2 separate regions of the Homo sapiens genome follow, and region 1 is linked to region 2. The links are chromatin contacts, found by Hi-C or POLR2A ChIA-PET in ENCODE. All regions are on one chromosome and are shown on one strand. The core of a region is the stretch at or near the end of the contact, and the rest is flanking DNA. Distances in the headings are between cores, read along the strand shown.

The links. Hi-C counts contacts between places; a loop is a spot of excess contacts on that map. ChIA-PET counts read pairs that join two places held with the same protein, here RNA polymerase II (POLR2A). Pooled maps may share reads with other maps.
Region 1: a loop to region 2 is called in a map of heart left ventricle, with 4 times the contacts of the local background. The contact joins two enhancer-like sites. A Hi-C loop is called at or near these places in 3 of 168 maps with a recorded cell type or tissue (heart left ventricle and tibial artery) and 1 of 50 pooled maps. POLR2A ChIA-PET finds 5 or more read pairs at or near these places in 4 of 52 experiments (B cell, H1, activated CD8-positive, alpha-beta memory T cell and 1 more).

The regions. Positions count from the first base shown.
Region 1 is chr9:33,937,613-33,943,156 of GRCh38, forward strand. It overlaps UBAP2 (ubiquitin associated protein 2), which reads right to left. Exons shown (of 29, transcript NM_001370062.2): 16 at 4,037-4,250. Among named protein-coding and RNA genes, the nearest start is that of SNORD121B, 6.0 kb to the left of the region's middle. Within about 2 kb of position 3,084, at least 2 of the 41 ENCODE cell types and tissues checked have a DNase peak (open chromatin) inside an H3K27ac peak, as active enhancers do.
Region 2 is chr9:33,866,089-33,871,925 of GRCh38, forward strand. The region is part of intron 1 of UBE2R2 (ubiquitin conjugating enzyme E2 R2); the gene reads left to right. It also overlaps the pseudogene RNU4ATAC11P. Among named protein-coding and RNA genes, the nearest start is that of UBE2R2-AS1, 50 kb to the left of the region's middle. Within about 2 kb of position 2,145, at least 17 of the 41 ENCODE cell types and tissues checked have a DNase peak (open chromatin) inside an H3K27ac peak, as active enhancers do.

The DNA.
Region 1 (5,544 bases), core at 1,834-4,333, 72 kb after region 2:
AAAAAAAAAATTAAGCTGGGCACAATGGCTCATGCCTGTAATCCTGGCACGTTGGGCAGCTGTGGTGGGTTGATCACCTGAGGTCAGGAGTTCAAGACCAGCCTGGCAAACATGATGAAACCCCGTCTCTATTTAAAAAATACAAAAAAAAAAAAAAAAATTAGCCAGGTGTGGTGGTGGGCGGCTGTAATCCCAGCTAGTCAGGAGGCTGAGGCAGGAGAATCACGTGAACCCAGGAGGCAGAGGTTGCAGTGAGCCGGGACCGTGGCACTCCAGCCTGGGCAACAACAGCAAACCTCCCTCTCAAAAAATAGATACATATATTTACACACACTACATTACACACAACTACATTGTGTATAGTTGTTTTGGGGGGTTTCTTTTGTTTTTTTGTTTTTGTTTTGAGACAGTGTCTGGCTCTGTCACCCAGGCAGGTGTGCAGTGGTGTGATCTCGGCTCATTGCAACCTCCGCTTCCTGGTTCAAGCCATCCTCCCACCTCAGCTTCCCGAGTAGCTGGGACTACAGGTCTGTACCATCACACCTAATTATTATTATTATTTGTAGAGGCAGGGTCTCATCATGTTGTCCAGTCTGGTTGTGAACTCCTGGGCTCAAGTGATCCACCTGCCTCAGTCTCCCAAATTGCCAGGACCACAGGCTCGCACCACCACGCCCAGCCACTTTTTGTATTTTTTGTAGAGACAGAGTTTTTTGTCATGTTGCTTAGGCTGGTCTCAAACTCCTGACCTCAAGCAATCCACCTGCCTCCACCTCTCAAAGTGCTGGGGTTCCAGACATAAGCCACCATGCCCAGCCCAACATGATTGTTTAGATTATGTAAGAAATGTTACACGATAAGCTTCTCAAAAACTTATGTTGAAACAAAAACAGCTTGTCATTGGCCGGGCGTGGTGGCTCACGCCTGTAATCCCAGCACTTTGGGAGGCCAAGGCAGGCAGATCACCTGAGGTCAGGAGTTCGAGACCAGCCTGGGCAACATGGTGAAACCCTGTCTCTACTAAAAATACAAAAATTAGCCAGCATGGTGATGGGTGCCTGTAATCACAGCTACTAGGGAGGCTGAGGCAGGAGAATCGCTTGAACCCGGGAGGTGGAGGTTGGAGTGAGCCAAGATCACGCCATTGCACTCCAGCCTGGGCAACAGAGCAAGACTCCATCTCAAAAAAAAAAAAAAAAAAGCTTGTCATTGAAATTTCCATAGTTCACATGGTTTTTCTTGTTTCAGTGCCCATCTGTCAGGATATAGACTCTAACTTATTTCTGTCAAAGCATCTCTGAGAAGGTAATTTTAATCTGTGGATATTCCAGGCTGTGGAAGGGGAAGAGAAAAAGGAAGGGAGGATGATCCATCCAAGACGGACAAGGGACACAAATATTTTTCTAAATGTTTAGTTGAAGGGAATGATGAAAAGACAAAACATGGAAAGCTCCCCATTTTACTCAGTTTATATGTTCCAAGATTCTATTCCTGTTTGTGATTTTATGTCTCATTAGAGGTAGAGTGGCATAATCTCAGAAAACATAGCTTAATAACATTATTTGATTTCCTATGTCTTTTTTTTTTTTTTTTTTTTTTGAGATGGAGTCTTGCTCTGTCACCCAGGCTGGAGTGCAACGGTGTGATCTCCACTCACTGCAACCTCCTCCGCCTCCCAGGTTCAAGCGATTCTCCCACTTCAGCCTCCCAAGTAGTAGCTGGGACTACAGGCACGCACTACCACATCAGGCTAATTTTTGTATTTTAGTAGAGACAGGGTTTCACCATGTTGCCCAGGCTGGTCTCGAACTCCTGATCTCAGGTGATCTGCCTGCCTCAGCCTCCAAAAGTGCTGGGATTACAGGAGTGAGCCACTGCGCCCAGATTCCTATGTGTTTTTAATGCTCTCAGCCATTTGTGTGCTTTATAAGACAAGATTCCTTGAGACTAGCCTGGGTAACATGATGAAACCCCATCTCTACAAAAAAATTAGCCAGGTATGGTGGCATGTGTCTGCAGTCCCCACTACTCGGGAGGCTGAGGTTGCAGGCAGTTGTGATCACACCACTGCACTTCAGTGGGTGACAGAGCCAGACCCTGTATCAAAATGAAGAAGAGAAGGAGAGGGAGGGAGAAGGGGGGGAGGGGGAGGGGGAGGAGGAAGGGGAGGAGGAAGGGGAGGAGGAAGGGGAGGAGGAAGGGGAGGAGGAAGGGGGGGAGGAGGGGGAGGGGGAGGAGGGGGAGGGGGAGGAGGAGGAGGAGGGGAGGAGGAGGAGGAGGGGAGGAGGAGGAGGATGGGGAGGAGAAGAAGAGGAGAAGGAAGAAGAAGAAAGAGGGAAGGAAGGAAGAAGAAGAAAAAATAAGGTAGGAGGGAGGAGGGTGAGGAGGAGGGGAAAGAGGAGGGGGAGGGAGAGGAGGGAGAGGGAAGAGAGGGAGAGGGAGAGGGGAAAGAAGAAGAAAAGAAAAAGAAGAAAAAAAGGAGGAGGAGGAAGAAGGCCACGACGACAAGATTCCTTAATTCAAATGCAGTTAAGACATCGGATGCATGCAGGCAGATTTAATATGGGAACCACCACAGTGTCGTTTCTTTGGCTCTAGAAAGGCTTCTTCCTAAACTGGAAGCATATCTATACTTTTCTCAGCTGCCTACACCAAGTAAGATGCTGCAAATGTGTGTGTGAGGGTGTATACACCCTAGGAGGGGTTCTTGTGGGGCAAGGGCTTGGATTTACTCATAGGATTATCAAGTTCCAGCACTGTTAATAAAAATTGTTGGCTTAAAAATTTACTCAGAAACCTTGGACATACAGAGTTGTTGAGCTGAAATCCTAAGCTATCATGTCATATTTACAAAATAATGTCAAGTGATAAAAGGAACAAAGAGCCCAGTGTAGTGGCTCACCCTATAATCCCAGCACTTTGGAAGAAGGCCAAGATAGGTGGATTGCGTGAACCCAGCAGTTCAAGATCAGACTGGGCAACATGGTGATACCCCGTCTCTAAACAAAATACAAAAGTCAGCCAGACATGGCAATGCATGTCTGTAGTCCCAGCTCTTTGGGAGGCTAGGGTGGGAGGACTCACTGAGCCCGGGAGGTCAAGGCTGCAGTGTGCTGTGATCGCGCCACTGGACTCTAACCTGGGTGACAAAGCAAGAACCTGTACTCCCCCAAAAAACAAACAATCCACAGAATTGCTCACACTGAATGCTCACATATTAATTTTTAGCATTTCTTATCAATAAAGTATCTTTAATTAAGATATCCACATTGTAACTTTTATATGCACTAGGAAACCAAAAAATTAGCGCAACTTTCTTTATTGCAGTGGTATAAAACAACCTGCAGTATCTCCAAGGTATGCCTGTAGTGTCATCCATATTATTTTAATTTCCTGGGACAGAATGATGTTCAAGTATTACTAGTGTGACATGAAATGTGTATACTTGTTCTTTTTTAAGTTTCTTTCTAAGATTCTCAGGAGATATTGGTACATCTCAACTTAACAGAAAGCAATACAACTGGCAATGACCATCAGATATGCAGTTAGCAAGAATCTAGAAGGGTAAAACTTTAAAACTATATCAAAAATAGATCTGGTTCCTTTATCTATAGTCCAGTATTATTAACAAAAACTAGGTAGAAAATACATAATTTTAACACAAAAATACCTAACAGTGATGAAGAAGCAAATACATTCAAAGCAAATGGGGCAATCAGAGAGAAAGCAGTACATGAAATATTCAGAGATATTTCAGACAATGTAGAAGTACCCAGTACTACAGCCAAAGTGCTCATACTACACGCATGCTTGGTTTTCTCCACAAAGTGTATGAACCTGCAGATCTATCCACACACTCAAGAGCATGGGTGCTAGAGATGCCCACTATAAACAAACTCAATGAACTATAAGGATTCTACTCAAAAGGTTAGTCAATTTGTAAAATAAAATCATATCCAAGAAGCATAATTTAACCAAACATTAATTTCCAAATAAGACGGACATCTTCTGAGAAAAAAACTAAAATACCACTTACCATGATGGTTCCTGGAGCTGACTCTGATGAACTCACAGGGCTTTGGTATGGGATCCTGTTATGCACAGAACTCTGGTCATAAGAGGAAGACATTGCTACTGGACTAGCAGAATTCAGTGATGAGCTTGTCAGACTGCAGGAGGTAATGACGGAAGTTGTATATGTGGAGTTCTGTACTGCACTGGTCATTGATAAAGATGTATTCAAAGGCTCACTGAAAAGAGTCAAAAATATTCAACATAATTTTGTTACTTTAAATAGCTTCATAAAAAAAAAAAAACATAAACAGCTTCACGAGATGCAACTACTGCATCAATTTATTATCCCAAATGAGACCCACCTAATTTAACTGAGAGATAGGGGGACATCTTTAAGAATACTTAGGCTGCGTGCGGTGGCTCACGCCTGTAATCCCAGCACTTTGAGAGGCAGAGGTGGGCGGATCCGGAGGTCAGGAGATCGAGACCATCCTTGCCAACATGGTGAAACCCCGTCTCTACTAAAAATACAAAAATTAGCAGGGCGTGGCAGTGGGCACCTGTAATCCCAGCCACTCTGGAGGCTGAGAAAGGAGAATCACTTGAACTCGGGAGGCAGAGGTTGCAGTGAACCAAGATCGCGCCACTGCACTCCAGCCTGGCGACAGAGCAAGACTCTGTCTAGAAAAAAAGAAAAAAAATAAGAAGATTCTTTAAGGAATCCAGGTGTTTGAGACCATCTTTAAAAAGGAAACTTAAACAAATATCAGGTTTTGCCTCTGGAATGTGAAAAAACTAAAACAACAACAACAACAAAGTCAGCCAGGCCGGTGGCTCATGCCTGTAATCCCAGCACTTTGGGAGGCTGATGCAGGCAGATTCATTGAGCTCCAGAGTTTGAGGCCAGTCTGGGCAACATGACGAAACCCTGTCTCTACAAAACATATTTAAAAATTAGCTGGGCATGGTGGTGCACGCCTGTAATCCCAGATACTCAGGAGTCTGAGGCAGGAGGATCATTTGAGCCTGGGAGGCAGAGGTTGCAGCGAGCCAAGCATGCTGCTGCACTCCAGCCTGGACAACAGAGCAAGACCCTATCTCAAAAAAAAAAAAAAGAAAAGAAAAGAAAACTAAAATCTGAGATTTTGTATTTATAAAATATTCCACTGAAGGAAAATGACTGCTGCAAACATGTGGAGAAATTAGATCCCTCATAGACTACTGGTAGGAATGTCAAATGCTACAGCCACAGTGGAAACAGTATGGGAGTTTCCTGAATGGTTAAGTTACCATATGACTCAGCAACTCTACTCCTGGGATATACATCCCAAAGAACTGAAAGCATGCAAAACTTGAAACCAAATGTCCATAGCAGCATCATTCACTATAGTCAAAAAGAGCAAACAACCCAAATGTCCACCAACTAATGAATGAATAAAATGTGGTATTATCAACACAATGAAATATTTGGCAATAAAAATGATACATTAAACATGGGTGTACCTCGAAAACTTACACTAAGTGAAAGAT
Region 2 (5,837 bases), core at 895-3,394:
CCCAAAGTGCTGAGATTACAGGCGTGAGTCACTGGTGCCCGGCTCACATTTAGTTTTCTAATGTGCTTATCAGTAATTCATCCCTGAACTCTGACAGAGTATAAAATCTCTTTAAATACACATGGTTATCATACTTAACTGAAATGTAATTAACTTTTTTTTTTTTTTGAGACAGAGTCTTGCTCCCTCACCCAGGCTGGAGTGCAGTGGCATGATCTCAGCTCACTGCAACCTCCACCTCCCAGGTTCAAGCAGTTCTCCTGTCTCAGCCTCCCGAGTAGCTGGGACTACAGGTGCCTGCCACCACGCCTGGCTAATTTTTGTATTTTTAGTAGAGACGGAGTTTCACCTTGTTGGTCAGGCTGATCTCGAACTCCTGACTTCAGGCGATCCACCCGCCTAGGCTTCCCAAAGTACTGGGATTACAGGCGTGAGTCACCGCACCCAGCCAACATTTTTAATTTGATCAAAACATGTGAAGGTAGAAAGTTGTATGTGTCATAAATATAGCAGTTGGTGGATTTTCACACACTGGGGCATCTGTATATCTAGTCTTCAGATCATGAAAAAAGAAAATTGCCAGTACTACAAGAAGCCCTTTCTTGTGTTCTCTTACAGAACCATCTTCCCATCTCCCAGGATAATCCCTATCCTAATTTCTAACAGTATGAATTAATTTTGCTTATTCTTGAATTTCATAATAGAGTCATACTCTTTATTCATAGGAGTTCTTTATATACTGTGCATATTAAATCATTTGTTGGATTGTGTATGTGAATCCACATACATGTATTGTGAATAACTTCTTCCACTCTGTGGCTTGCTTGTTCCCTGTTTTAATGATTTTTTCGATGAAACAGAAGTTCTTGGTTTTAATAAAATCAGAATTATCAATGTTTTCTTTTATGGATATTACTTTTTGTGTCCTATTTTAAAACTTTTGTCCCCTCCAATGTCCTAAATATTCCTGGTTTTTTTGGTGGTAAAGTATATATAACATAAAATTCACCATTTCAGTCTCAATCTGCTGACCTTGTGATCTGCCCGCCTCGGCCTCCAAAAGTGCTGGGATTACAAGCGTGAACCACCGTGCCCGGCCATAATTTTTTTTATTTTTTGAATCTCTTTTGTGTCAGGCTTCTTTGTCATATATGTTGATGTGATTTACCCACATTATGTGTAGTTGTAGATCATTTGTTCTCATGCTAGGTAGTAATCTATAAATGACTCTTCCACTTCATCCATTCTCCTATTGAGGGTCATTTGGGTAGTTTCAGATTTTGTCTGTATGTATATTCCTATTTATGAACATTTCAGTTTTTGTATTTTGGTGAAAATATTTATTAAGGAGTGGACTTTTTGAACCTTAGGCTACATATATGTACAGGTGTAGTAAGATTGCCAGTTTTCTAAGCTGGTTGTACCTGTTCTGCATTCCTATAAGCGCTATATGAGAGTTATGGTAGTTTTGCATCTTTGCTAGTCTTTTTCATTTTAGGTATTTTGCTTTTAATTTGCATTTCCTTGATGACTAATGATGTTGAACACCATATTAACTGAATTTATTTACTGGCATTTAGATATCCTCTTTTGTGAAATGCCTGTTCAAGTCTTTTGCTCACTGCAAGCTCTGCTTCCTGGGTACACGCCATTCTCCTTCCTCAGCCTCCTGAATCCAAAATTAGCTGGGCATGGTGGTATGCGCCTGTACTCCCAGCTACTTGGGAGGCTGAGGCAGGAGAATTGCTTGAACCTGGGAGGTAGAGGCTACAGTGAGCTGAGATCGTGCCACGATACTCCAGCCTGGGTAACAGAGCAAGACAGGGCCTGCCAAGTGCCAGCCACCTCAGTGGAGGGTCAGTCAGGATGGTGGCCCCTGTCCTCTCAGCACCCTGTTCTTGTTCGGTGTCCAGGAAGAATCAGCTCACACGAACTGTTTGAAAGGTGATGAATGCAGAAGACTTTATTGAGCAGTGGGTGGCTCTCAGCGGAAAGGGAGGCTGGAAAGGGGATGGGAAGGTGATCTTTCCCTGAAGCTGGGCTGTCTCTGGCAGGCCCCTCTCCGAAGCCGCACTGTCTGAAGATAGCCGAATTTTTCCTATGCTCAGCTGCTTGTATCCTTGACACTCAGCCGCTTGTGTTGCTCTGCCAGCTGAAGTCTTTTTATGGGCACAGGATAGGGGCGGGGCAGGCCAAAAAGGCAACATTTGGGCTGAAAAATAGGGTCAGCTGTTTTCACTTAGGACAAACTTAAGGGTGGGGCTTAGCCAGGATCCCAGCCTTTCTGTCAGTTTGACCTTAAAACCTGCAGCACATTATATAGCCTTACTAGGGGGGATGTGTGTGTGTACACACACTTTTTTTTCCCACATACTATTATTGAACATTTTAAAGATTTGTAGTTGGCAGACTTTTGACACTTTGAGCAAGTTAATAAGAAAGCATGTTTTAACCACCCTTTTCTTGGGGTTGCGCTGCTGTCCAAGGATTGCATAACAAGGGCAGCACTGCTAATGCCTACACAACACTCCCGCCTCAGCTAGAGCTTTGCTTTACCTTGGTGCAATTTTTGGAAAAATGAAAACCTGCTCTACCCTCCCCCCAAAAAATATGTCTTGATTGCTTTTGCTGATGTTATGTTGGAAACATATCCTATGGCAGATGTGATCTGATGACGTAGCAGAAAAACTCAGCAGTGGGAATATCCTCATTTCACACTAAATCCAGGCACAAATCCAAATACAACAGTAACCACTACATTTGCCATCAGCTGAGCTATTACCAAGTACAATTGTATTTAGGACTAGGAAACTTTTTCACCTACTTAATAGTATGTTAATAAATAGGTAGCAGGAATAATTGGGATATATTTCATTATTCATATGTAATTGTTTTTTGGCCAGGCATGGTGGCTCACGCCTATAATCTCAGCACTTTGGGAGACTGGGGTGGGTGGATTGCTTGAGCTTGGGAGCTCAAGACCAGCCTGGGCAATATGGCAGAATCCTGTCTCTACTAAAAATGAAAAAAACTAGTTGGGTGTGGTGGTGCAGGCCTCTAGTCCTAGCTGCTTGGGAGGCTGAGGTAGGAGGATTGCTTGAGCCCGGGAGGTCGAGGCTGCAGTGAGCCCAGATTGTGCCACTGTACTCCCGCCAGGGCAAGAGACCCTGTCTCAAAACAAACAAAAACATGTAATTTTTTTTGTCATTGCTGAAATTCCATCTGAAAATAATTAGTAGGATAACAAAACTTATTTAATACTGCACATTGGGGGTTACCTAAATTTTGCTCCAAGTCAGTTTATACTTGGTTTTACATAGTTACATATACAATGTTTTATTTATTTATTTATTTATTTATTTATTTATTTATTTTGAGACAGAGTTTCGCTCTTGTTGCCCAGGCTGGAGTGTAATGGTGCAGTCTCAGCTCACTGCAATCTCTGAGGCCTCCCGGGTTCAAGTGATTCTCCTGTTTCAGCCTCCCTAGTAGCTGGAATTACAGGTGCCCACCACCACACCCGGCTAATTTTGTATATTTAGTAGAGACGGGGTTTTCACCATGTTGGCCAGGCTCGTCTGGAACTCCTGACCTCAGGTGATCTGCCCACCTCAGCCTCCCAAAGTGCTGGGATTACAGGTGTGAGCCACCGTGCCTGGCCGGGACATAATGTTTTTTAATGACTTTTTGCTTATGCATTTTAGGGTACATCTTTGCCTAGATATTTTTTATTTTTAAATTATTTTTTGTTTTGTTTTTGTTTTTTTATTTTTTTGAGATGGAGTTTCGCTCTTGTTGCCCAGGCTGGAGTGCAATGGCGCGATCTCGGCTCACCGAAACATCCGCCTCCTGGGTTCAAGCGATTCTCCTGCCTCAGTCTCCTGAGTAGCTGGGATTACAGGAATGTGCTACCACACCCAGCTAATTTTTGTATTTTTAGTAGAGACTAGGTTTCACTATATTGGTCAGTCTGGTCTTGAAGTCCTGACCTCGTGATCCACCCGCCTTGGCCTTCCAAAGTGCTGAGATTACAGGCATGAGCCACTGTGCCCAGCCTTATTTTTATTTTTTTGAGATCGAATCTCGCTTTGTCACCTAGGCTGGAGTGCAGTGGCACACTCTCGGCTCATTGCCACCTCTGCCTCCTGGGTTCAAGCGATTCTCCTGCCTCAGACTCCTCAGTAGCTGGAATTACAGGCTCATGCCACCATTCCCAGCTAATTTTTGTATTTTTAGTAGAGATGGGGTTTCACCAAGTTGGCCAGGCTGGTCTCGAACTCCTGACCTCAGGTGATCTGCCCACCTCGGCCTCCCAAAATGGTGAGATTACAGGCGTGAGTTACCATGCCCGGCTTTTATTTTTATAATGTACTATGTTTGGGGAGAATAGGAAACCAAGGAAAGTTATGATGAGGGTACATTAAATTAAAAAGAGGATCTTGGGAGGAGCCAAGAAGTATGAGAACGAGTGAGTAGAAAAGTTAGAGCATTAGGAGACAGTGAAATTGGAGAACCCCAGGAAATAAAGTGGTTCAAGAAGACAAAATGATAAATGGGAAAATGCTTTTTGGTAGTCATAGATGACTGGAAAATTATCTACTCCTCAATAAATAGGTCATATGCATTTATGTCTATATTTTCTTAACTGTTAATTTCACAACTGAGTGAAGTGATACAGTTAGCTCAATGGCTGACATATAGTAAGCACTTAATGAGTATTATTTATCACTACTTGGATCTGTCATTGTTCACTTATTTCCTCAATATAGAAAACTGAGAGTTGTCCTTGAATTTTTCTTTCTCCTCAATCCCAATATTAAATCAATTACAGAGTCTCATTGACTATACTTCCTGTGTGTCTCAAAAATACGTTTTGTGTTTATTCCAACTGCCTCTGTCTTTGCTCACATGTGTAAGCCTTTCTGCATTATTTTTCCCTTTGCCTGTAAGGTCCCTTTCACCTTGGCCTCAATACTTGGCTCAAGTAGTACCCCTTTGTAAATTTTACCTGAATGTCTCAGCCAGAATTAGGCATTTATTTCACTGTGCTCTTTAAGCAACTAGTAGAGATTTCATTTGAGGCACTTAATTTGTAATCATTTATTTGCATGCCTGTCTTTTAATTAAAACATAGCCATTCAGGCATAGTGTTCTAAATATGTTTATTTCCTACCTCCCATATTGGTACATGGTAACATGTTTGGTTTTCAGTTAACAATATGTTGAGAAATTGAATAAGTGAAAATATTTACATAAATAGTGTTTGTATAACTAAAAATAGGTGTCTGATGAGTTCGGTGATTTCATTGAGGGTACACTTAGTCCATTGTCAGGGTGAGTTGAAACTTTAAAAATTAATTTAAATAGGATATGCTTGTGAGTGGTTCAGGCATTTTAGGGAGAACATATGTGGTAATGGTACAGAAATGTATTTTGGAGGTACTTGTTCTTTTTATTTATTTATTTTTAATTCTATTTGCGATGGACTAGAGGAAGTACTTGTTCTTATGAGTTTGCGTATTAGTCAAAAAAGATGTAAGGAGTTGCCCGAAAAAGAGCCTCTCAAGATTGTAATTAACTTCTGTAACAATTGCTTCTATTGAGTGACGTCTCAGATTCATTTCCGTATTTATTTTTTTTGAGACGGAGTCTCGCTCTGTCGCCCAGGCTGGAGTACAGTGGCGTGATCTTGGCTCACCGCAACCTCCACCTCCTGGGTTCGAGCAATTCTCCAGCCTCAGCCTCCTGAGTAGCTGGGACTACAGGTGTGTGCCACCATGCATGGCTAATTTTTTGTATTTTTTTAGTAGAGACGTGTTTTCACCATGTTAGCCAGG